Linked DNA regions of Homo sapiens: regions 2 and 3 are each linked to region 1. The links are chromatin loops, found by intact Hi-C in ENCODE. Cell type or tissue: lower leg skin. All regions are shown on one strand. Region 1 has its middle 7.9 kb from the start of OSTM1-AS1. Region 2 holds the start of LOC124901370 (a long non-coding RNA gene). Region 3 overlaps AFG1L (AFG1 like ATPase).

Region 1 (8,000 bases):
CCTGTAACACCAGGAAGACCCGACACCGGCCCACGCTTCGATTCCAATTGCGAAGTGAGACGTCTTTAAAAGAAGACACCACCGTGCCCGGGGTAGAGGTGGGGGACCGAGTCGCACCTCCCATTCCCCGGACTTCCACGGTGATGGACTCAACCCCTATAGCACACCTTCCTCGCTCCAGATGCCCGGAATCTCCCCAGTGCTGGTGGTGCTGCGGTAGACCTCCCTCGGTCCCCTTCCTGCACCCTGCCCCACGCCTTCCTCGGTGGGGGGCGCCCTGCCACGCCTGCGCTGGGGTGGGCACCTCCGCGTCTCCTGCCCGATGCGCGCCCGGGCGCCCCGAGCCGCCCTCCTCCGCTCGCCCCCTCCCCGCCTTTGTCCCGCTATCGGACCCCCGCCCCTCGCGCTGCTCCTGTGAACCGGCTGCCCGGTGCGAAGGCGGGGGCACTTTTCAATGCAGCGCCGCAGCTCCCTCCAGATTTGTAATCCGCCAAAAAGCCGCTGATTGCCGCAATCGTTACTTTTCATTAAAAAAACTTAGAAGCAATTTGGGAGAACCCTTCTCAATGAATACATTTACCCCCGAACGGTCTTTATTCTCCGCCTCCACTTGATGAGTTTCTCTGGCACGAATCGGTTCTTACAGGCACAGAATGGGCAATCCCTTGATCCCCGTCAATTGTCATCCCGAGTCGGGGCCACTTTGACCGCCAATAGTGGGGAAGTCAGAGCTAATCCTCAGAAGGAATCACGGGAAAAGAAAAGCAACAATAACCAAGTCAAGCGTAAAAAATGAAAGAGAAATCTCTATTATCACTCACTACATTTCCCAGCTATGTACTGAAAAAATCAGCTCGCTTGTCATTCGAGTCAGACACCCGCACAAGAATATGAGGTCGTGGTGGGTTGGTAGACTCACACGACGTAAGGGACGATATTTGAGAGCGAAAGGCCTCTCTTCTGCCTCTGCCAAATCCCCCTCACATCCGCCATAACCATTAAATACAGACTGACTTTATTCTGTATGGGGAGGCCAGGGGTGGGTGGTGAGGGAGCCCCCAGCTGTGCCTGGATACAAAAAAAAAAAAAAAAAAAATCCCTGGAGAGAGGGGTGGGGGCGGGGTGTGGATGCGAAAGAAACGCGCCCCTAGCCGGTACCTCCCGCTCCGGGCCCCGCAGGCGGCTGGGCCTCGTCAGCCCGGGTTCAGCCGCCGCGCCGGCCGCCCCCTGCGCCCCCTGCGCCCCCTGCCCACGGCCCCCGCAGCCCGGCGGGCGCACGGCCTCGGCGGCTGGGTCCTCGCGCGGGCGCAGGTGTGCAGGGCAAGCGCGGACGGGCTCCGTGGGCCGCCGGCGAGGCAGGCGCAGCGGCTTGCCGGGCCGCGGAAGCCCGCGCGGTGAGACCCATGAGTGTGCACGCGTGGCTCCTTTCCACGCCGACACCTGCGATTATGGACGGGGGCCTCGATTCCTTTCTGCTACAGCCAAGTGAGGGCCAAAGTTATTTCTAAGAAGGCCGGGCAGAGCAGGTCGCTGGGCGGATTCCCGGCGCGGCCGCAGCATCTCCGGGAGGGGTCGCCTCAGAAGCCGCGCGCCCCTCTCTCCCTCCCTCCCTGTCTCATTCTCTCCCTCGCTCTCTCCCTCTCTCCCGGAGAGGAACTTCGAGGGCGGGAACTGCTCCGGCGCTCATGGACTCGGGGGCGGCAGCCCGAGCCTCTCCTTGCACCGTGTCTGGGAGGGCCTGAAGCCCAAACTCCTCGGGCTGAGAAGGGTCCGGGGCCGCAAGGTGCACGCGCGGTCCTTGCTGTCAGCGGCCTTTCCGCGCTCTCGCGCTCTGCAGGCCAACTTGTGCTTCTGGGGTACTTTCATTTTCCAGGGGATGGGTGGAGAGAGCCTCCACCGGCCGGCCTCGGGGCGGTGGGGCAGGGCCGCGGGAGGCGCGGAGGCGGTTCCTTCTTCCCCTTGTCCGACCTCACCCGGCCCAGGAGACGCCGCTGCCCCGCGCGGCCGGGCTCCCGCCTCGCGCCTCAGCCTCTCGAGGCACCGGGCTGGGTGGGGCAGTGCCCAGCTCCCGCCTCACCCCCAGGCACCCTCACTCCGGAAGCCCTCCGTGCCTCTCCCTTTGGGGAAACCTCTCTGGCCTGTCACCTCCCCTCTTCGCACCACACGCACATCACACACCGCTCACACATCACATGTGTACTATTACACACACTACATACCATTTAGACCAACGTTCACACGTTTGTGCCTATACCAAGAAAAAACACATTTACACAGCAACAAGCTTATGTAGAGTCACATTTACACGACAGCTGGACTCACCTGCACACGCATACACAAACACACACACACACACACATACTCCTGCGCACCCAGGCACACCCCTGCGCGTGCTTTTTGTACCAGCTTGCGCCCTTGGGTGCCCGCGGACTGGCTCCGTCCCGAATGGCAGGTCAGGAGTGGGGAGGACTAGAGGGAGACAGCCTGGTGGGGGTCGAGGACTTTGGCCGTGGGACCTGGGCCTCCTTGGGGATTCTTGTCTGTGCAGATGTCCCCGAGTTTCCCTTGGGGCCTGAATGCACTCGCGCCCTTCACCCCGCGGACGCTGCACCGGAGTTGGGACCTCCCCAGGGATCCTCACCCACTAGACCAGAGCCCGCTGCAAGGACTGGGCGGCGGGTTCCACTCACCCGGCCACCAGACACTCGCCCACGTGCCCCTAAGGGGGTGGGTGAGACGCCTTCGCGTGGCCGCGGGAGTGGAGGTAGGATAGATAGGGAAGAAAAGGGGATCCGACCCGAGTAACCCCCGTCCCCGCCCCAGTTGGGCTGCCCGGGCCAGGGAGGACGTCGTAGAGGGCGGGAGTGATTGTCGCCTTCTACAAAGCCAGTGAGAGCTTTTAGTGCTCCCCAGATTTACATTAATGCGAATCTCCGCTTGGTCCGCAGTCTGGAAACGGTGCTTGCCGAGAGGCCGACACTCTGCAATCCTAATTAGTGATTTTTGTCCCCTTGTTACTGGGCTCAGCATCTCATGCAAATGAACTCTTCATTTCAGCCACATTACCCCAGCTCCAGAATTAACTGACTCTTATCTTTAATGATATGCTGCTGAAGTTCTCCGAGCCCGGCTAGCTTTTTATCTTGATTACTCTAATCAATAAGAAATGATAGAGTAGAATTATAAACTCTATTGGCTTTTAAATGTTGCCGACAAGCCCTCTAGATGCCATTCCTGTTCATTGTTATTTATTAAAATGATCCTCAGCCTAACAGCGGATGCAAATAGGCGAACAAGAAGAATTAGCCTTGGGACTCCTCCCAGCCAGCCCCTGACTCCATTGCCCCCCAATCCCAAGGGAAGACTCCTTACTGTTGGGGCTTGAAAAGGTGGAAAATAAAGATATTTAAAAGTGTTTAAAAGAAATTTGCTCTTGTAAAGGGGCCAGAGAAATAGAAAGACAATTTTTAAAACACCAGGCCCCCACCCCATCCAGGTAGTCTTAAAGGTGGAAGCCTCGAAAAAGGCACTTTGAGACACAGAGCCTCATGTTCTGGGAATAACTCTCTCTCTCTTTCTCTGTCTCTTTCTCTCTCTCTCTCTCTCTCTCTCTCACACACACACACACACACACACACACACACACACACACCCCTTCCACCCCACCCCTTTCTGCATACCAGTATCTATAGGCTTTCGTGTGTGTATGTGTAATTTCAGACCGACCTTGGGAAATGCAATTTCCCTCACATAGTTCTCTTGGGTGAAAAATGGTGCTTGAGTCCCTTCGAGTGTGCAGAAGCAGCCCTCGTTGACCAAAGCGTCAGGGCGCCTCCAGTGGACAGTTTTGGGTTCCTCGACGTCCAGCACCAGGTGGACTGAGACCTAGAACCTATCTTCTGGCCTCAGGCAGTCCCGTCACCGACACCCGGCCAAGGTCCCGGGACCCCACAACCCTCCCGGGTCACACCTTTCTCGCAGGCCCAATTTGAGAGGCATTGTGTTTCCCAAGAAGTCAAAATAGAGGGTGTGGGACATTTCTTCTTTCCTTTGCTCATAGAGAGTGAAAGGTGTTTTGTCGTGAGGTATGTCGGAAAAGGCTATGAAACATCCCTCCTCACCCTCGATCAGTGCATTACCCGGCCTTCGCCCCCACCTCGGCTCTGAGTTTCGTCTCGGGTAGAGTGGGAACTTTCAGGTCGCCCCGTGAGGGCCAGGGGCTGCTGAGAACACCTGGCCGTCATCTCTCATTAGAATCATGTACGAATTTCACTAGCTTTCGTTTAGATCCAATGCAAACCTATTAAGAGCCTACTCTGCATTAGGCACTTTGTCTGGGGCGCAGCCCAGGCTCTGAGGCTTAGGGGACCTTTTCCCTGGCTTGCTTGAGCCTCCGCCCCCTCGGAGCTTTGAATGGGTCCTCAAAATCCCCGGCATCCAAAGCCCTGAAAGCGCGCAACCCGGAGGCGAGCACACACAAACACACACGCGCCACAACTCGGCCTGCCCCTGTCCTGCAACCCTGCGGGCGCACGACTGTCTGTCTAGATCCTTTTACGCACAGCCCTACTCGCCCACCGCTAGGCGACCCGTCCTCAAGCAGCCGCGCCGTCCCTCTAGCCCTCGTAGCTGCGATTTCCGTTCTTTTCTCCCCTTATCCCTCAGCACAGCCCAGTGAGCAACTTGGCCCTCTGGCCTCGCCAGACGGGGAAGCTAAGAGCTAGGGTTCCCCAAGGCTCCTAGCTGCTGAGCGGGTACCGGCAACCAGCAACCCGCCGACGCAAAGGCGAGAGGCTGCGTGCGCGCTGGGAGCGGAAGGGGCTGGAACGCAGACTCAAGTCCTTGCCAAGGCCGCGGTCGATCCGTGGAAAGAGAAGTTGGAAATCGCAGGCAGGCTAAGCCTTTTTTTTTTTTTTAATGACACGTGGGGGGAAGGGCTGAATGTATGAAAATCATGTAAAATTTCTGTTCTTAGCAACATCCTTGTTATTAGGAATGATGACTAAACCGCCAGGATTATTCTGGACTGTAAGTTATCAAGAGCCCACTAATTTCACATTAAAGCCCATTGACTGCAACGGCGTGATTGAAGGGTTTTTAACAATTAACATAATCAGAAAATGAGCTGAGATAATTTTTATTCAACTCATTACTTTTTAATCATGTATTTCTTTTAATTAATATCTTCTCCGTGAACATAACACAAAGCGGAGCCCCAGTGCTGGCCCAAGCCAGCCTGCGGGACTGAATTTGACACAGCCAAACATTTCACCAGCAGCATTCATTGCATCTCTATTGTGGTGTGGGCGAAATAGAAAAATCTTGTCCAAAAGTCACCATGTTGTTTTGAAACACAATTTTAAAAACAGGGGAGGGCGTTGGGAGCGCACAAGCCATACGCTTTCAATTCGACTTGACTTTCATATTTGGGCGCCTCTCTTGGTTTGCAGCCAGAGGGACATAAATGGGAAGAAACAGAAGAAGAGGAAGAAAAGGCTTTTGGAGATGAATGTCCCATCCTGGCTTCGCAGGCGAGTGGGCTTTGGTTGTTTGCGCCTAGTACACTGGCTGGCTGGTGGGACAGCTGGAGGCACAGACCTCGGCCTTTGAGTCTTGGCCCCGCGGACAAACCTGGCCTAGACCGTCAGGGCTGAGACGCTCAGGCCCGTCCACCACCACCACCACGCCACCTCCTGGGCTCTGACCCAAGCAGGCGAAGTCCCTCGGCTCCCCAAGCCCGCCTGGAAGTGGGCGGTGATTGCGGGACCCTCTTTGGGCAGGATTCTGGATTACCGCTGCCGTGCGCACTACCTAGGCATTTGCATTGCAGCCTGGATGCCGTGACCTTGCCTGTCCCCCAGCACTTCCTAGTATTCCCAACCCGGGAGACTTGCTCCTATTCAAATGCCTCACATGTGGTGGAGAACGAGCATTTATCTGTGGCACAGGGGGTTCCAGCCTCCCCCATGGAGTGTCCAGTCTCCACTCGGGCGACTCCGACCCCGAGGCGCATCTCGCCCTTGGGCTGACCACGGCATCTCCCACACCTCCCAAAAAAGGCTGTTTCTGGACTAAGATCTCTGGCAGTAGGGGAGCCGCATCAGTCTCGGAAAAAAGAAACAAAGCCGACCCCTGGTGGAAGAAAACGAAAGTTTAAGAATATAAGGTTTGAGGGAATCGCATGCTTAAACTTCTGTACAAGAAAGAGTGGGGAAGAAAGAGGGAGTAGAGGGGAAGGAAAGGATAAATAACGAAAAGGAAAATTGGAAGACAGAGAACAGGAGAGGCTATATAGCAGATGGAATTCAGGTGGAGAAAGCTGGGAGGAATGAGGCTCAGAGAGACTGACCTTTTATGCCTTGATCAAGCTTGTTTCCTTAATCCTTGTGGCCTGGCCAGTGTCAGGGGTCAGGCAAGGACACCTAATTTTCAATTTCTCTCCAGTGTAAGTCTGGAAGTTCTGTGATTACAGAGGGCAGATCGAGGTTTCTGTTGGACATTGCAACTACTGTCTGCCTGCCCTAGAGAGCATCCAGAATCTTTCTTCTCTTTTTTCCAAACAAACCTCTACCTCCCATCTTGACCTCTCAGTCTTCTACAGGTGATGGCAACTAAGACAAAACTCCAATCTATAATGGCTAGAATACAAGCCCCAATCCTCTCTGGTATTTATCTGTTATTCAATTTTAGCAGGGAACATCTGGGGCACAGGTTGGAGCCCAAGGGATAGAGGAATTTCAGACACTAGAGCAAAACAGTGAAGGAAGGGCTGGGTGCAGTGGCTTATACCTGTAATCCCAACACTCTGGGAAGCCAAGGCGGGTGGGTCACCTGAGGTCAAGAGTTTGAGACCAACCTGGCCAACATGGTGAAACCCTGTCTCTGCTAAAAATACAAAAAAGAAAAAAAAAGTTAGCTAAATTAGCTGGGCGTGGTGGCAAGCACCTGTAGTCCCAGCTACTTGGGAGGCTGAGGCGGGAGAATCTCTTGAACCCAGGAAGTGGAGGCTGCAGTGAGCTGAGATGCACCACGGCATTCCAACCTGGGTGACAGAGTGACACTCCATCTCAAAAAAACAAAACAAAACAAAAACAAGGAAGAACCACTGTCCTGAAGCCTCTGCTGATGTCCAGAGCCAAGCAGTTAAAAAGAAAAAAGGAAAGAAAAAGTGACATCAGAGATAAGATCTCACTGGTGAGCGTATCACTGTCTACCTGGAGTGAGCACTTTGGGTTAATCAAGGAAGAGCAAAGGTGGCATTAGTGTGGCTGAGCTCCTTCTAAAGCCTCTCTTGAATCCACAATCACTATGTGCCTCCGTGTTTGCTCCCTCATCTTTCTACCTTCTCTCCCATACTCTCCTATGTGTACTGATATTCCACAGGGACTTCTTTCAAACCTCCTATTTCTTCTGCATCCATGTCAAGCCACAAGCATTTTCTTTTCTTGGAAACCACCCTAATCCATTCATTTATTGGAGGCTTACCCATCTTTAAGGTAAAGCTCAAATGCCACTCTTCCAAAAACGACTTCCTTGTCATTTCTTCCACCTTTAAACTCTCCTCATATCATAACTAACTTTTCCTTCAATTTTCTTCTTATATCATAACTACCTCATAAGGCAGTTAATTGTATACATCTTTTATTTTTTCTACTAGTTTGTAAGTACCTGCAGCTAGTATAGGCCATGGCACTGAATCTAGGACTTTGCCCTTGCCCTGCATCAGTTCTCAGCAAATGTTTGTTGAATTGTTGACCATTTTCTTTTTATTTATTTATTTTTGAGACAGAGTGTCACTCTGTTGCCCAGGCTGGGGGGCAGTGGCACGATCTCGGCTCACTGCAACCTCTGCCTCCCGGGTTCAAACGATTCTCCTGCCTCAGCCTCCAGAGTAGCTGGAACTACAGGCATGCACCACCACACCCTGCTAATTTTAGTATTTTTAAGTAGAGATGGGGTTTCACCATGTTAACCAGGCTGGTCTCAAACTCCTGGCCTCA
Region 2 (8,000 bases), 380 kb before region 1:
TGCCTCAGCCTCCCAAAGTGCTGGGACTACAGGCATGAACCACCGTGCCTGGCCGATATATTTCAAAATATATTTGTAAGTTTATTTTTCTTCTCATGATTATATAATATACAGAAATATAATGAATGTTTTCACCAAACTACATATCGATGCTGCCAAATCATCTTACATAACCCTGTGTATCACATAAAGGATATCATTTTTGATGTGTGAGATCTTGATCACTGTGACCAATACTGATTTAAATACAATGTTGCCACTCACCCTTTTGTTCCCAAGCATTCATTATTTAAAAATGTTTGGGTTATTTAAAGATGTTTACTTGGATTAACTAAAAAATTCTCTAGAACTAAATTATGATAATTTAAAACCCACTGGAGAATTGAAGAAGGCCTATGTGGGGTGAGGGGTCATCTGATTATAGTAATGGCTGCAATTGTTCTTGCCTCCTTGTCCATATCCTTTGGATTGCAACTTTCCAGCTCTTGCATTGTGACGTGGAGTCTATTCTTTACCATGGCTCAACTTTACCACGGCCAACAGAATGAAGCAAAAGTCACAGTTTTCAAGTTCTGAACTTAGGTCTCAAGAGGCTTTGCATGCTTCTGTTCACTCTTTTGCAATACCTCGGCTAGCCTGCTGGAGGAGGAGAGAACACAAAAAGGACAAAAGCCAAGAGAGCATCCTAGGCTGCATACAGCCAGCTGGCCCCACACAGATGAGAAGAGCCTAGCCCAGTGCAGCAAATTGACTGCAGATGCACATATGAACCCAACAGAGATCCAAAGAACTCCCCCATAGCCTGTAGACTAGAGGGTAATAACAAATGCTTATTGTTACTCAGTTTATGTCATTGAATTTTGGGGTGATTTATTATGCAGCAAGAGCTAACGAAAACACTATACTTGCTACAGAGATTTACTAGTGAAAGCTTTTAAGTCATTAGCAAGTCCAGCCCCTGCAGAAAAATATGATCCAGCTTTTATAGTTAAGAATTAGTTTTGCATAATTGATAAGTATATTTAAACACATATATCATCATTTATTTTATGTTCATTTATTTTTATAATCAATTTTGGAATTTTTATGGTGTAATATAAAACTTATTTCCAGAAATAAAACTTATGATTTACTGTATACAAGAACTAGAAGGAAAAAGTTGGTAAATTTTGTGGTATCGTTTTAGAATACAAGACATGGACCCAATCAAATACAAGCAGAGAAATGCAGGGAGAGAGCAAACTGATATGAAAAAGGAATTAAGTGAGACAAGGATTGACTACAATAAAACTAAAATTGTAACAGCATTGCAACAGAAAAAAAATGAATATAGAATTTGAATAGACAATTCATGGAGCAAAGAATATAGTAAGTAAAAGAGGCTAATAAACAAATGAAAAAATAGTCAAGCTCAGTAGTAATAAAGAAATTCTTATTTCAAAGAAATAAGAATGTTATATCATTTTTCAAATAGCAATTTGGCAAAGAAAAATAAATTATGCAATTTGATGCCGGCAAACATGTAATGCAGCATCCATCGCTGCTGGAAGAGCAAATCAGTTTAGTTGTTCCTGAAAACAGTTTGATGGGTTGTAGTAAGAGCCCTAAAAAAAAGTTATAAACTTACACCCATCATTTCACTTCTAGAAATCAATCAGGAGAAAGTGATCAGAAATTCAACCGAAGGTTATACATAAGATTATAACTATGTCACCAAAAAGCAACTTTAATATCTGATAACAGAAGAATGGTTCAATAAATTAAGGCACATTGATGTAATAAAATAATATGTTGCCAACAAATAATGGTGTCCATGAAAAATATTTTATGATATGGAAACATGCCATGATAAAAAAAACTAAGTGAAAAAGCATAATGCAAAATTATATGTTTGTTTTGCTCAAAATATATATGCAGAAAAAAGCATAAGTAAATATATTTAAAATGTTACTTGTTATTTCTAAATGGTTGGAGTGAAAGACTTAGAGGTATGTTTAATAATCTTCATTTTTTTTAGATTTGTCAGTATTTTCCAAAGGAGAAAGAAGCAAAATAATGACAGAAAAGAGTCAAACCAAAATAATGATGTAGAAAAACAACATTAAAGATTTTTATTAATTCCAAAGTATATTTACTGTGCGTTATTTTTCAGCTATTTCATCCCCTGCATCTTCCCTAATATTACAATACATCATGAATATGTAAAATATTCAACACAAAGCATATACTAAAGACCTTGAGGAGCTACAATGCCATTTACATTTGCTGTTGCCACACTCATTTACGTCATTGTACAAGACAGGGAGTTCTATTCACCTCAGTGTCCCCAGCACCTAGCACAGACTAGGGAACAGAGTTTTGCATAACACACAATTAATGAATAAATAAAGACACTATCACCAAGTCTTCAAAATCAATTATAACTATTGAATGCTTAATAAATATGAGGCACTGTATTAAATCCTACAAGAACTTTGCAAAACACAGGGAAAAGACATTTCTCTACTCCTTTGACCACACTAACAAACAACTAAATTACATGCACAGTATATCTATGGCAGTTGCAAATATTTATACTTTTGTTTTGCATTAGTTGATCCTCCTATGTAACTAAACCATAGCATAATACACTTTTTGAAACCATAATTAGTATTGTGAATTCATGCATTGTGCCCTATGAATAATTAAAGCATATGATTACTTTTGAGTACTAAATGGCACTTCAGTTAGTAGCATCCTTGAGTATGTTATTCTAACTCAAAATTCAAGTAGGATTATCTAAGGCTGATTCTTCTTATGATAGATAATGATGACATTCTCCATCTTTCCACCTGAGCAATTAAAAAGTTTAATAGTCTTTGATGTGGCTGGTTATCTGAATAATTTTCTTAACAGGAACAATTAAAATCCACTTACTCGATGGTTTGTGCATTCTCCACTATTGTTTCAAACTCTTTGTTTCTGTGGAAACCTGATGAAAACTTAAAGAACTTTAAATCTATAATGACTTTGCAAAGAGTATTTGTTTTCCTTAATTACCAAGAGTATACAGCTTGATTATATGTAGCCCAGTTTCTCTAACAAACTTAAAAATAAAGAGCTTGCTTGCTGTCTTTTTTCTCCTATATGTGAAATGGTCCAGTTGTCTGCTTTGGTATCGACCCTGGTGCCAGAAGTGGGAATTTTCTCAATGCCACACCAATGTGAAATGCACGAGCATTACCATCAGACCACCTTCTGCCCTACAATGATCCACTTCAGTATACCCAAATGAGCTGTCAGCTGGAGTTTCTTTTTCCTCTGCCTCACTAATGCTCTGCTCTGCTACCATTATTTCAGCTGAAGTAGGACGATTATGATTTCAAGCTCTATCTAGATTATACGGTCCTAAGGGTTACTCTTTATCTGTATAGACTCCTCCTTATAAACCCTTTGTAGGAATACGCTGATAGCTGTTCATTAAACAAACATGCGTGGTATCTTACTTTATTTACATGGCAATGACAATACTTCATATCTTAAAGAGAAGTACCTTTTAATAGAAAATGCTTGAATGGAATTAGGATGAATGTATCCTTTTCAAAACAAACTGAAAATATCACACGAATTGATGTTAAGACTATTTTTATGTGCCAGATTCCAAAATAATAAATATAATAATTAGAAAAACAAGGCTGGGTGTGGTGGCTCATGCTTGTAATCCCAGCACTTTGGGAGGCCGAGATGGGTGGATCACTTGAGGTCAGGAGTTGAAGACCAGCCTGGCCAACATGGTGAAACCCCATCTCTACTAAAAATACAAAAAAAATTTAGCTGGGCAGGGTGGTGCACGCCTGTAATCCTAGCTACTCAGGAGGCTGAGGCAGGAGAATCACTGGAACCTGGGAGGCGTAGGTTGCAGTGAGCTGAGATGGGACCACTGCACTCCAGCCTGGGTGACAGAGCAAGACTCTGTCTGAAAAAAAAAAAAAGAAAAGAAAAGAAAAAAAGAAAGAAAAGCAGAGCACTGAAATGTGTGTATTTGCAGAGTAAATAATTTCCCAAGATTCATATGGCACCTCAATATGAGAAATCTCACGAATATGAAGTCCAAACACCCAGCTGGGAAATATCTCACCATTCTAGAAAATATCACCAATTCTTAACACATTCTGCTTCTCAGGGTGTTCTTTGGAGTGCTGAGGGAAAGTTTTGCCATTTGATTTACACAGTCTCAATGGCAGGAGGTTGGTTCTACCTAAATCTGCCAGATTTTTGCTAAATTCTCATCCCCTTTTAATGGTTAATACAGTATTTTTTTGCGGGGTGGGGGGGGCATATTTTGCTTGTAGAAACAATGACTTAACAAAAAAATCAATGTGACAAACTAGAGGAGGGTACACTCCTCTACTCTACTCGACCAGCTTTGTGTATGTAATAAAGAGATCTCCAAATTCTGGAGATGTCTAATTCTGGGGATCCTGAAACTGACAATTTTCTCAAGACACAAGCCACATCAAGTCAGGTCTATCGAATCAGATCTACCAGGTGAAAAGCACCGTGCTGGACTCACTGGGGCAGGGGAGCAGGGGGAGCGGGGATGGAAACAATTGGCATAAAAACAGAAAACCAAAATGAAAATGTGACGCCAGGTGTGGTGACTCACACCTGTAATCCCAGCAGTTTGGGAGGCCGAGACGGGCGGATTGCTTGAGCTCGAGACTGGCCTGGCCAATATGACAAAACCCCATCTCTACTAAAATACAAAAATTAGCAAGGCATGGTGGCACAGGCCTGTAGCTACACAGGAGGCTGACGTACAAGAATCGCTTGAACCTGAAGGGCGGAGGTTGCAGTGAGCTGAGATCATGCCACTGCACTCCAGCCTGAGTGACAGTGAGACTGTGTCTCAAAAACAGAAGAAAAAGAAGATGAAGAAGTAGGAAATCGTCCTAATTAGCATCATCATCATTAATGAGCATCGCTAAATGTAAGCATCAATACAACTCCAAGACAATACATAACAACTGCAAAAGCATATCCACGACATGGTAAAAATTAGTGGAATGGGTTGTACTAACCACCTGGGACTGAATGAACCAGACTATACCTTGCTAATTACCTGGTATCTGTTGTTTGGTAGACATCTAAAATCTAGGAGAAGTCAAGTTGCTCCTTTTGGAAATGGGATAAACTGGGTTCGACCGTACAACAGAATTAACAACAGCAAATGAGCTAGTGTAGCTCAGAGCCCCCACTCAGAAAGACCCTCCATATTTCTAGAGTTAGAAAGTCTTGCCTAGCTTCTTTATTCAGCTTAAGTTTTCAGCTTAACTGTAGTGTGAGGGGCAGTCAGAAGGCAGAGGGAGTCTGTGAAGAACAAGGCTGCTGCTTTGGTTTGTGAGGCTGGAGGAAATGGGTCTTCACACACCTTGGCTCACCATGTTCTGGAAGCTATCTTCACCACCAGACGATTTAGCCTGGCTCGACTCTCCTCCTAGTTCTCACAGTATCTAAGGTTTCTGAATTAAAGAAACCAGAGGTTTAAGCTTTGGAGTTTATCAGATGCTGTGGGAACACTTCGGATCACTAGGTTTTGATTCTCACGGCTCCCTTGCTAAGATTTGTTTAGCTTCAGGCCAATCCTAAGCAAACCCTGTTCTAGAAAAACAGGAACAGCACAAGTGAGCTGGATAGTACATTACAGTAAGCATTTAGCCTAATAAAAGAACCCATACTTTCCAGATCCAGGAACACAGATAATATAACATTTTTTAAAAACATGCCGTTACAAATGTATGTCTCTCTCTGTGTGTGTGTGTGTGTGTATAATTATTTGATTGGTTAGTTTAATATTTTTGAGAAGCTTTTTGTTAAAAGGCATTTACTTTAACATGATCCTGTACTGTTAAACATGTACAATTCACCCTTTAAAGTCATAAAGAACAAAGAAAAAATTTATTGTAACTGCATTAATAGCTAGTCCTGTGAAATTACTCTGAATATTAGCAATCCAGTAGATACAAAAAAAAAATACTGGCAAGGGGAAGAAAAATAGCCCAACTGTTGCTAGAATTATTTCACAAGCTCCTTTGTTAAAATAATGTTGTAATAACTCCTTCTAATTTCCCACTGGAAAAGGTATTTTCTTAGCTAGTTCAAAACAGAAGGAAGTTTAAACATTATCATGAATGCCTCAGACATAGTGCTGTGATATCTGATTGTCCAGACTACAGAACATAATAAGTGAATGTGGCCAAGGCTGAAATATGTTTCCACCACTTTTGTATTCTCTTTCTGAATATAATGATTTTAATAAGAAAGTATATAATAATGATGAAGTAATTAGTACCAGCATTATTCTACCATAATCATTGAAATCAGTACTTAATCATTAACATAATCAAGCCATCCTGATTGTACCCTCAGTAGAGGGCAGTATTTGCTACATCTCCTTGGGAGGAAAGACTTGTACATTTGTCTGGCTTTGAGATCTACCCAGAAGAAATGGGAAAGATGAGCTGCATAGTGCAAGGTCAGGTTCTAGACTCTCTGACACCAGTCTTGCATGTGCATGTGACATGAAAGGTGAACCAGTGTTAACTTTTTCCTTTGGAAATCAGAGCTAAGTGGCACAAAAAGAGATATTTAGGATCCCAAAATGAAAAAGGAGAAAAGGCTTTAGAATAGCTAAGAAGTTATTTTAAATTTGAGAACTGTAACTTCTGAACACGTTAAAGTCTTGTAAATGCAGAGGTTTTGTTACTTTTGTTTTGCTTTTTGCTGTTGTTTTTGTTTGTTTTGCTTTCTTTGTGAGAGTCCATTGGAAAGAAATGGAACTCTCTCAGGCTTGGATATTTGAAAAGCTTAATCAGAGCTGGAAAAGAAGTGGATATTGAAGAGTTGCTTTCTTCCTCCCACTCTTCTGCTTTCCAAATCATGGAAATACTCAGTTAAAAATTCTAATTCATATTCAAAAGATATTAAAAAGTGAATCAGGGCAAGACTGAATATCTCCCCGTGCTGCTGGAATAAAGGGCCAAGCCCTTCAAACTATGAGTAAGACTAACAGAATTATTCACTTCATCTTCTTGCCAAAAGACAACCTTGAATTATCTGCTGCCCAAATTTTATTAAAAGATAAAAACATCCATGAAAGGCCGGAATAACATGCATCTATTCAATCTCTAAACATTTAGAACTATTTTTTCTGGATCAAGCCAGATAAATAAAGAGAAAAGCTCAGCTGTAAAGTACTATTTTTGCCCTTATAGCATAGTTTCATTAAACTTTACTTTGTCATTATGTTTTCAGCTTGGATATAAGAATCTATCAGATACAAGCATATGTCGGCAGCAGGAATGGTGCTGAGGAAATGTCTCCTGGCATCTTTCAGAAGTCCATTTATGAAAGGTACAAGTGCCAGTAAAAATCATCACTTCTGAGTAACTGGTTTGTTTTTATCTTCTAACTTACTGAATATCTTTTCCCCTCTTTGGCTGATAGAAGGCTGAGTGTTGACTTAATTGTTTGATTTTAAGAACTATGTAGAAGTTTATGATGTAGATTTATGTATATTAACTTTTCTGTCTTTCAGCTTAAGTATTCATTATTTTCCCTTTGTCCTGATTTTTAAAAAATTTAATTCTGTGTGTATATGGTTGTGTGTGTGTATCTGTACACACATATAAAATACTTTTTGGAATCAGATAAGACATAAATAAATCCATGCTAAAATTATTCTATTTCTGCTTAAAGCTTATTTCATCTGCTTTCAGTTAAACAGGAGGCAAAAGAGAATCAGGGAAATAAAATGTCAGTAAGAACTTCAGATAATAAACAGCAGTGCCTCTTTTGATTTTGTTAGTTACCAAGTATGTACTGAGCATCCGTCAGTAGAGAGAGATATTCTTAGAGAAGGTGGGTTTTCAACAGAGGGAAATAGCCCAGTGTAGGGAAGTAGAAATCTATTTCATGAACACGAAATTGAATGGAATTTGGCATAAAGAAGTAGCCTGAGA
Region 3 (8,000 bases), 410 kb before region 1:
ACCTTGGCCTCCCAAAGTGTTGGGATTATAGGCGTGAGCCATCGTGCCTGGCCAAAATAATGACTTTTTTTTTTTAAAGCTGTAAACTTCATTATGTCCCACATAGCATCTAGCAGAGTGCCTTGTCATAAGAAGCACTTGACAGTGTTTATTCAATAAATTAAAGAGTGAATCAGAGAAATGAGAACTATCTACTGCATTCCCAAAGGCCAGCTTGTCCTAGGACTCTCTGGAGTCTTATCCCCAGCCCCCAGGTGGATAATGAGAACTGGGAGACTCCAGAACTGATCCAGTCACTGTAGACGAAACCGTAGAAACATGCAGGACAGGCTGAAAGTCCTGGGATCACCTTTGCTCAAACTGCTCCTGTCTTCAGATTGTTGGATTTGCCATTCATTCCAATAACTAACCATTCTCCAAGTCCTGTCCTGCACTGATACTTATCTTGAACCCTTTCTCCATCATGTAACATGATTCTAATGTCTATCCCTTCTTTTCTGTTCCCAACATCACTGGCTCTTGTCGACTGCCAAGGGGCCAGTGGCAGAGTATTAGAGTACTGCAGCTGTGTGAGTGCCTGAGACAGTATCACTGCAAAAGGTGTAGCACTGCCAGAAAATATTTCAGTGTGGAGGATTGGGTTGGGTAACTATTTGAGACACACTGAGTTTACGCAACATTCAAAAGGAGAGATCCAGTAGGCAATTGGAAGTACAGAACAGGAGACTGGTGGAGTCAGGGATGGGAAGACACACTTGAGAATAACTGGCATCGGCTGGTATTTGTTGCTATGGACATCAAGAAAAGAGTGTGAAAAAGACGTTATGTGTGAAAGTACTTTGTATAATATTGGGTGTTGTTTTTTATAATCGCCATTTTTATGTGGATCCAAGAAAGAACTTAGATGGTGAGAAAAGGAAAAGGAACCAGAAGCTTTCAGAGAAGGAGGAGCTGAGACACAGGAGGAGAAGCTAAAGAAGAGAGTTGCAAGGTTGGGGCTGGGCTGGCAAAGTGCTTAGGGCTCAGAGCAGTAGGCAGCAACAAGGATGACATGAGGCAGTGGCTAGGGGGTCTCAATGGGTAGACTGGCTACCATCTTCTCCTGTATTCAAATTCCCATCCAGCTTGGCCCCACCCTTCCCATGCTTAGCACCCCCTCTCCACTCCAGTTGCCAATACCAGCTCTTACCAGTGGGCTCCAGTGGGCACATGGGAATCCTTCATCCCATTAGCAATAAACTCAGCCTTGTCCAAGGGTGGTCCAGGGACCCTTGAGGGACCTGTGACTCTTAGTGAGTCCATGAGGTCAAAGTCATTTTCCATAAAACCACTAAGACATTATTTACCTTTCTCACTCATTCTCCCACATGCACACAGTTGATTTTTTCAGGAGCTACATGATGTGTGATATTCCAACAGAATCTGTCTGTATTTTACTAAACCAGACATTGGCAAAAATTTAAAACAATGCCACTTTTCTCACTAACTTGTTTTTTGTTTTGGAAATGCTGTTACTTTTCATAATGCTATTTAGGTAATATTTCATGTGCTTATTGTTATTTTTAAATGAATTAAATATCTAACAATTTCTGTTTGATTTCTAATACTGGTGATTATATATCCCACCCACATAAAAGCTCTTTGGGGTCTGCAAGCATTTTGAAAGTGGAAAGTGGGGCCAAACGTGGTGCTCATGCTTATAATTCCAGCACTTTGGGAGGCCAAGGTGGGAGGATCACTTGAGCCCAGGAGTTCGAGACCAGCCCTGCCAACATAGCCAGAGCCCATCTGTGTTTTAAAAAAAATTTTAAAAATTAGCTCAGCATGGTGGTGCATATCTGTAGTCCCAGCTACTTAGGAGGCTGAGGTGGAAGGATCACTTGAGCCTGGGAGGTCAAGGCTGCAGCGAGCCATGATTGTGCCTGGGTGACAAAGTAGGACACTCTCTCAATTATTGTGAAGATTAAATATTTCAAAGTTTGCCAACCACTGATTCCAGTTCTTTGCCATCACATATGGGGTTGTGCAAAACAACACCCTTGTGCATACCCCTACACCCACATCTTTCCTGTTCTAGCCTCAAGACCCACGATGACTTTAAAATGGGGGCTACTATTATTACTACTACCAGAAGGGCTGCAGAGCACAGGGTCGGGATCCAGAAGACATATGCTTACTCGATATGCTTGTGAAACCACTTACCCTCCGAGTGCCCCAGTTTCCTCATGGGTAGTAGGATAATTGCATCTCCCTTGCAGAATTTGCTGTGGACGACGGATATGGTAGGAGCAAACGATCCTTCCGCCTTGGCCTCCTAAAGTGCTTTCTAAACTAGGAAGTGCTGCGTGGTTAACTATTTTGACGTTGTTAGTGTGGGTGGAGAAGAAAGGCAGAGGAGCCTTGGTCCCCAGGGAGGAGAGGGGTGGGCTCTGGGAGGTGACTTTGTGTGTGCCAGTGTGCTGATGACCTGGGCTCCAGGAATCATAGCAACAGCCTCTGCTCCCTGGAAAGTGCCGTGGTCTCTGCATCAGGCGCCCAGAGTCAGGACCCAGCTGCAGGCAGGGCTCTCTGTGCGTACCGGCTGTGTAGTCACAGGCAAGAGCTCCACGGCCTGCCTGATTGGCGGTGATCAACCCTGCTGCACCTTAGAATCTTACAAGGAACATTAACAAGTGCTGATGCTGGGGCCCCACATCTGACCCACCATACCTGACCCTGGATGTGGACCTAGGCCTAGGAATGTGTAGCCTTGAGAACCACTGGCCTTTTTTTTTTCTCCTGTCAGTTCATCCTACTGACCACAAGATGGTGCCCTCTTTCTGGGAAATCTTTGATGTTCACCAAACAAGCAACAATTCATTTTCTGTATTAATCCTGAAAACATGGATTTGAATTTAACAATCTTCTCCAGCATCTCATTAAGCCAGACCCGTGTGCTCTTGGTGTCTAGCCATTTAATGCGTATCTTTTCCCTTCTGTTAGAAACCAGTGGGTTGGAATGTGTCTTCTGTTTTGCATTCCTCAAAAGGCTATAACACAAAGCAGAAAGTAGGATTTATGATCATAATCATTAGTATCAATAACAACTGATGTTCGTTTAATCCTTTGCCATTTGCAAAGCGCTTTTCACCAACAATCCTCATAGTAACTCTATGAAATGGGCATTATGATTCCCATTTATAAGATGACACAACTGAGGCTCAGAGCACTATCTTGGTCGAGGTCACAAAACAATAATTAGCAGAACTGAATTTTCCAATGCCAGATCTCAAGCCCTTTCCACTGCATCATTAGAGACCAGCAATCAACCACCGGGAACCCAGAAAGTACAGCCCTGAGACAGGAAAATTCTCGGGACGACATCCAGAAAGCCCCCTAGGCAAGCAGGTAAGACAGACTGATGGCTCCATGCAGCACAGACGAAAGGTCAGTGGACAGGCATGTTTGACTGGACCGAATGACCAGCTAGGGCAACAGATGTGAGGGTCCTAGTGAGCTGCTGGACTGAGTCAGTAGACACTCGACAAGAGGGCAGATTTTAACATTTGTAATTTTCTGTTCCAGAAAAATGAACTGCTATATGCCAATAGGGAACATTCATCTTAATTCTGACTGTAAAAGAAGTTATAAACTCATTTCCAAAGAAAATCCTTTCCTACCAGCAAGTGACTTCTTTTGAGATTAGTAAATCTAATAAAGGTAACTTACAGACTTGCTGCAAGACAGATTCCCGTAACTGATCAAGAACCCAAATGTCAGGGACCCAGGCGCCCAATCCTTCTGCATGTTTTTAATCTCAGATAAAGCAGCCGTCAAGTGTAGGTTCAAGTTACTTGGACCAGCAATACTGTTTTCAGGACAGAGGCAATGAAATGGAAAATTTAATACGTTAGCACTTTGCTAATTTTATTGACTTCGGTTATATCTTAGCAATTCATTAATCTGTTTTAGCTGTTTTCTGTGTCTCAGCTTCCCTGTCTATAAAATGATTATAATGGCACCTATCTCATAAGACTGTTATATGGATCAAAAGAGTTTATTTATAAAGCACATAGAACCATGCCCAGGACACAGAAAACATCATGTGTTTCTTAAATAAATAAATGGATATAAGCACATCCACTTATTTTACAAGTGAAATTTTAATTTTTTTCAATATTCCAACTAATTTTAAAATTATGTCATTTGCACACTTATAAGTACAGGAAATATACTTTAAGAAGATAAAAGTATTGCCTTATTATTAAAATTTGAAGTCCCACTGAAAATGCATAAATTTGATTAAAATAATACTACAGTCTTTTTGGCCTCAGAAATAGGTTAAAAATTACTTAAGTCCATCCTGTTTTTCATCTCAGGATTAGTGATATCAGCAAATAAGCTCATACACTGCCTAAAGAAATATGAGAAGTGATAAGATTTTTCTTTTTCTTCTCTAAAGAAAGTTTTCCTTTTTCTCCGCTTGACCTCTGTTAAGTCTGGGAACTAGTCATCAGTTTGGAGAGCACCCTTGGCACATGATGTTTTCTCCTGACTCTAAAGACATCCCCCCGGTCTGTGTTTTGAATTGAGCAGGAGCTTTCCACAGCAGTACTCAGCTCAAACCTCCGTCTCAAAGTATACATTTAAAGCATTTCAAAAAAAGAGCATTTGCTGAGAGACTTCTATGGAGAAAGACTGGAATGCTGAGAATGTAATAGGGGCAGGGCTCAGAAGAAAGACATATAAAGTGAAATGTTGCTCTCCAATCTAGGGGTTGTTTTTCATGTTGGCATTACTTTTCTTTTAGTAGAGCTACCATACTGTTTCCTAGTGATGGCTATTCTTGAAGACTTGGGTTTTTTTCTTGCATGCTATTTTATGAAACCAGCTTTGGAGATTTCCAGCCACCATGGAACTCCCTCCCCTCCAGAGATCCAGCCAAAGCCTTCTAGCCCCACTTTCTGCATAAACCCTTCTCCCAGCTCAAAGAGCCTCTTCCACTGCAGCCAATCCCAGCAGGCCCCTGGAACTGGGGAAGGAGATTGCGGATTGGGGGCACAGAAGTGGGCACATGCTCCAGTTACTTAGGTGGAGACTGAGCTACAGTTTTTTTCTCAGGGTTTAAGTTCTTTCGTACCAAAATGACATTATAGGGAAGCTACACTGAGAATTACATAGGCTTCTATGCGTTTGACCAGCACCCCAACTAACATTACGTGATTGTTTCGATGGAAAAATGAAACTTTATTCCCAATATCTGACCTCAGATGAACTTTTATAACATAACTTGACAGGGGGACTCTTCTACATACACTCACACTCAGGGACAGGTCTGTCTATCGGTCATACTGTCCATCTATCTGTCTGTCCATTCACATGATTTTTTTAAAAATTAAGATACAGAATAATTACCAAAGGAATGTGAAAAGTAAAAAGCTAAGATCTAAAGAATAAAGTTAAACATTTTATATTCACTGAGTTCAAATCAATGGTTCTGTTGTGAATTTATCTTCAACTTCATTCACTGAGTTAAATGAATCAATTTTTAAAACAATCTCTTTTTTTTAAATAGTAAGAGTAAGAGACAGTGTGTTATAAAATATAGTATATGAGTTTTGTAGTTGTAAACTGTGAATCTCAGGTCAAGCTACTTAACTTTCCCAAGACTCAGTTTTCTTATTTTTAAACAGGGGTTATAATATTCACTTTCTAAGACTATTTTTTTTAACTGAGCTAATGTAAATATATAGCATTCAATCCAGCACAAAGTGGTTATTTCCCATCCTTTCTCCCTATTACGTAACCTCTTTGAAATTACTGTGTTTCACTTCAATAAAAATATCTTTAAACCACATTTTATTTACAGAAGGCTTGATTTAAACTCTTCTCTCGGCTTGGGTACTCATCCATCTACCTGCTTGCCTTAATTAGGTTAATATCTAAAAGAGACTATGTGATGGATTATTGACTAAGAAATTAAATAGGGCCATGCTGTGCCACACTACCCCTGCCAGGAGATGGCTAGAGTGGCCAAGATATAAAAAATAAAAATAATAATAAATAGAAAATAAATAGGTTCAAAGAGCTTACTTATGTTGACCATTGTATTCATTGGACTGACTCACCTATGCCTTACCTTCCCCCAAATGCTTAATTTTCACAAGATTTTGTGGATTTTATATTTTTTCTGTTTTTCACACTCATCCACAGCCGAAGATCCACTTTGTGACAATAGTTAGTAAAGCCAGGTTTTACTCAAAGAAGCAAAAGATGAGCTCAGTGAAGGACAAATCAGATTTCCTGTGAAGCAGGCTTGTCAGGCTTTCTTTCCTATTTCCTATTAGGTCCATCTCACGGCAGAGTTGGCGGCAAGGGCGGGGGCAGCATGCTGCAAGGAGAGCAAGTGTCTACAACAGTGAGAAGGAGCCTGCTGTCCACTGGGGTACGGCTGGCCTCATGTGAGCGGGAGTCTCCTCTGCTGTTGGAGTGCCTACGACTCTGACACCCACCCCCCCGCCCACACTCTCTCACTGGTCCCCATTCCTGGCTGCAGAGTTTGTAGCTCTGCCTGCAGATCTGCCTGTTGGCTGGAATTTGACACTTGCTCCTTATTTGATCCCATCATAATTTTCTATTTTTTTTTAGAAAACTTTGTGACCACTTGAGATCAAGTCCTGCCTACTAAACTTGATCTCAGGGTTAAAAACATATTCTTCCATTATGTAGAAATCTGAAGGCCTGGGAGATTTACTGTAATTCATAACCAAAAAAAAAAACCACATATAAGCCCATATTCTAAAATATTATCCCTTTTAGTTTATATCAGATTGGAAAACTGTCTTTGTTTTGAATTGAAACATAGGGCATTCTTCCCCCATTATAAAAGATGTATTTCTAACATGCCACCACCATGCAGCCAAAGCTTGAAGGTATCCAGACGTCTTGCATTTACTTGTGCATTCAAGGTTCATTCAGGTGGTTTAATGTGAAGCTAAAATGTCTGGTCCTACATTCATCTTCAGGAATGAGATGATTTTAATTTCATGGTGCAGAAATAAGGCCAAATAAGAAAAAGCAGACCTAAAAAATGTTAAGTGTTTAACTTACTAATCCACTAGATCCTTGAGAGCAATTTTAGATTAAAATGGTCCAGAGGACAAAGTGCATAATTAATGATGAGAAAATGATTCCTTCAAGTCCCACAATAAGGAGTTCTGCCTGCGTTAACCATTTGTCTAGAGTTTTATTTATGCAAAAGTGGCAGTTACTTCTTGGTTCTGTCTCCTTCATTCCAGTACTGTTCAGTCTGCATTTCCGTGAGTCGGGAAATTGTGCGCTGAAATGCAAAGATTTCCTCTTCTCCGGTAAACATGGAGAGTCCTTCTGCTGAATCCTGGTTATAAAACAAAGAAATTAAAATAAAGCTATCACAAATGAAAATTTACAGAACCTAAGTATAGGTTTAAAAAAACTTTTTAGGCTTACCGGTTTAGATTATGCCTTTTTTTATAACTTTTTTTTTCCATATACAATCTCTTAAATGAGACTAGAGAGTCAACCAATTTAAACTGATAGGCAGTAAACACATCAAATTATCAGAGAGAAAACTTAAAAGGGAAAACTTTCTCCAAAAGTGTACACCAGAAATAAGTAATGGCAAAAAAAAAACCAGTAGTTCTGAGAAGCTAGAAAGAGGCTGGTGTAGGCCTCCAGACAGGGTCCCAGTGCCTAAGGGGGAGGCCCTAAGGACAAACCTCTGGAGAGCGTTTTCCAATCCAACCAATGACTAAAGGAGAGCAAATGCAAATGAGCAGTGGGTCTGGGTTCTGGAGAATGTGCCTGGGATCTAAAAGCCAGGGCTGAAAGGCAGGGCTGTTTTTAGTCTTCAGCTGCTGGGACAACTGATCCCACCATCTAGGACCAAATTGGGAAACTCTGTCTCTGTGAGGCTGGTAACCCCAGACTGGTGATACCAACACAGACTCATGGCCACTAAGTGGGCTTGGAATTTTTCTCTT

What was found. Hi-C counts contacts between places; a loop is a spot of excess contacts. Peaks named below come from ENCODE experiments on the same cell type or tissue, not always from the same donor. Only the 100,000 strongest peaks of a DNase experiment are listed, where the experiment ranks them.
Region 2: it touches region 1 in a loop (3-fold over the local background); 84 of 110 quality-filtered maps call a loop at or near these places.
Region 3: a loop joins it to region 1, with 4 times the contacts of the local background. A loop is called at or near these places in 98 of 110 quality-filtered maps.

Annotation. Positions count from the first base shown.
Region 1 is chr6:108,111,771-108,119,770 of GRCh38, reverse strand. No RefSeq gene overlaps it. Among named protein-coding and RNA genes, the nearest start is that of OSTM1-AS1, 7.9 kb to the left of the region's middle. RefSeq lists an enhancer at 1,447-2,034 and a silencer at 1,839-2,128. In lower leg skin, no CTCF peak of the experiment used is centred here; a DNase peak (open chromatin) is centred at 4,774; H3K4me3 peaks cover 741 bases.
Region 2 is chr6:108,490,747-108,498,746 of GRCh38, reverse strand. The region is part of intron 10 of AFG1L (AFG1 like ATPase); the gene reads right to left. It overlaps LOC124901370 (a long non-coding RNA gene), which reads left to right and starts at 306. Exons shown (of 3, transcript XR_007059698.1): 1 at 306-7,392. In lower leg skin, no CTCF peak of the experiment used is centred here; no DNase peak of the experiment used is centred here.
Region 3 is chr6:108,521,672-108,529,671 of GRCh38, reverse strand. AFG1L (AFG1 like ATPase) reads right to left here. Exons shown (of 13, transcript NM_145315.5): 13 at 3,671-7,375. The coding sequence ends at 7,247. Among named protein-coding and RNA genes, the nearest start is that of FOXO3, 35 kb to the left of the region's middle. In lower leg skin, no CTCF peak of the experiment used is centred here; no DNase peak of the experiment used is centred here.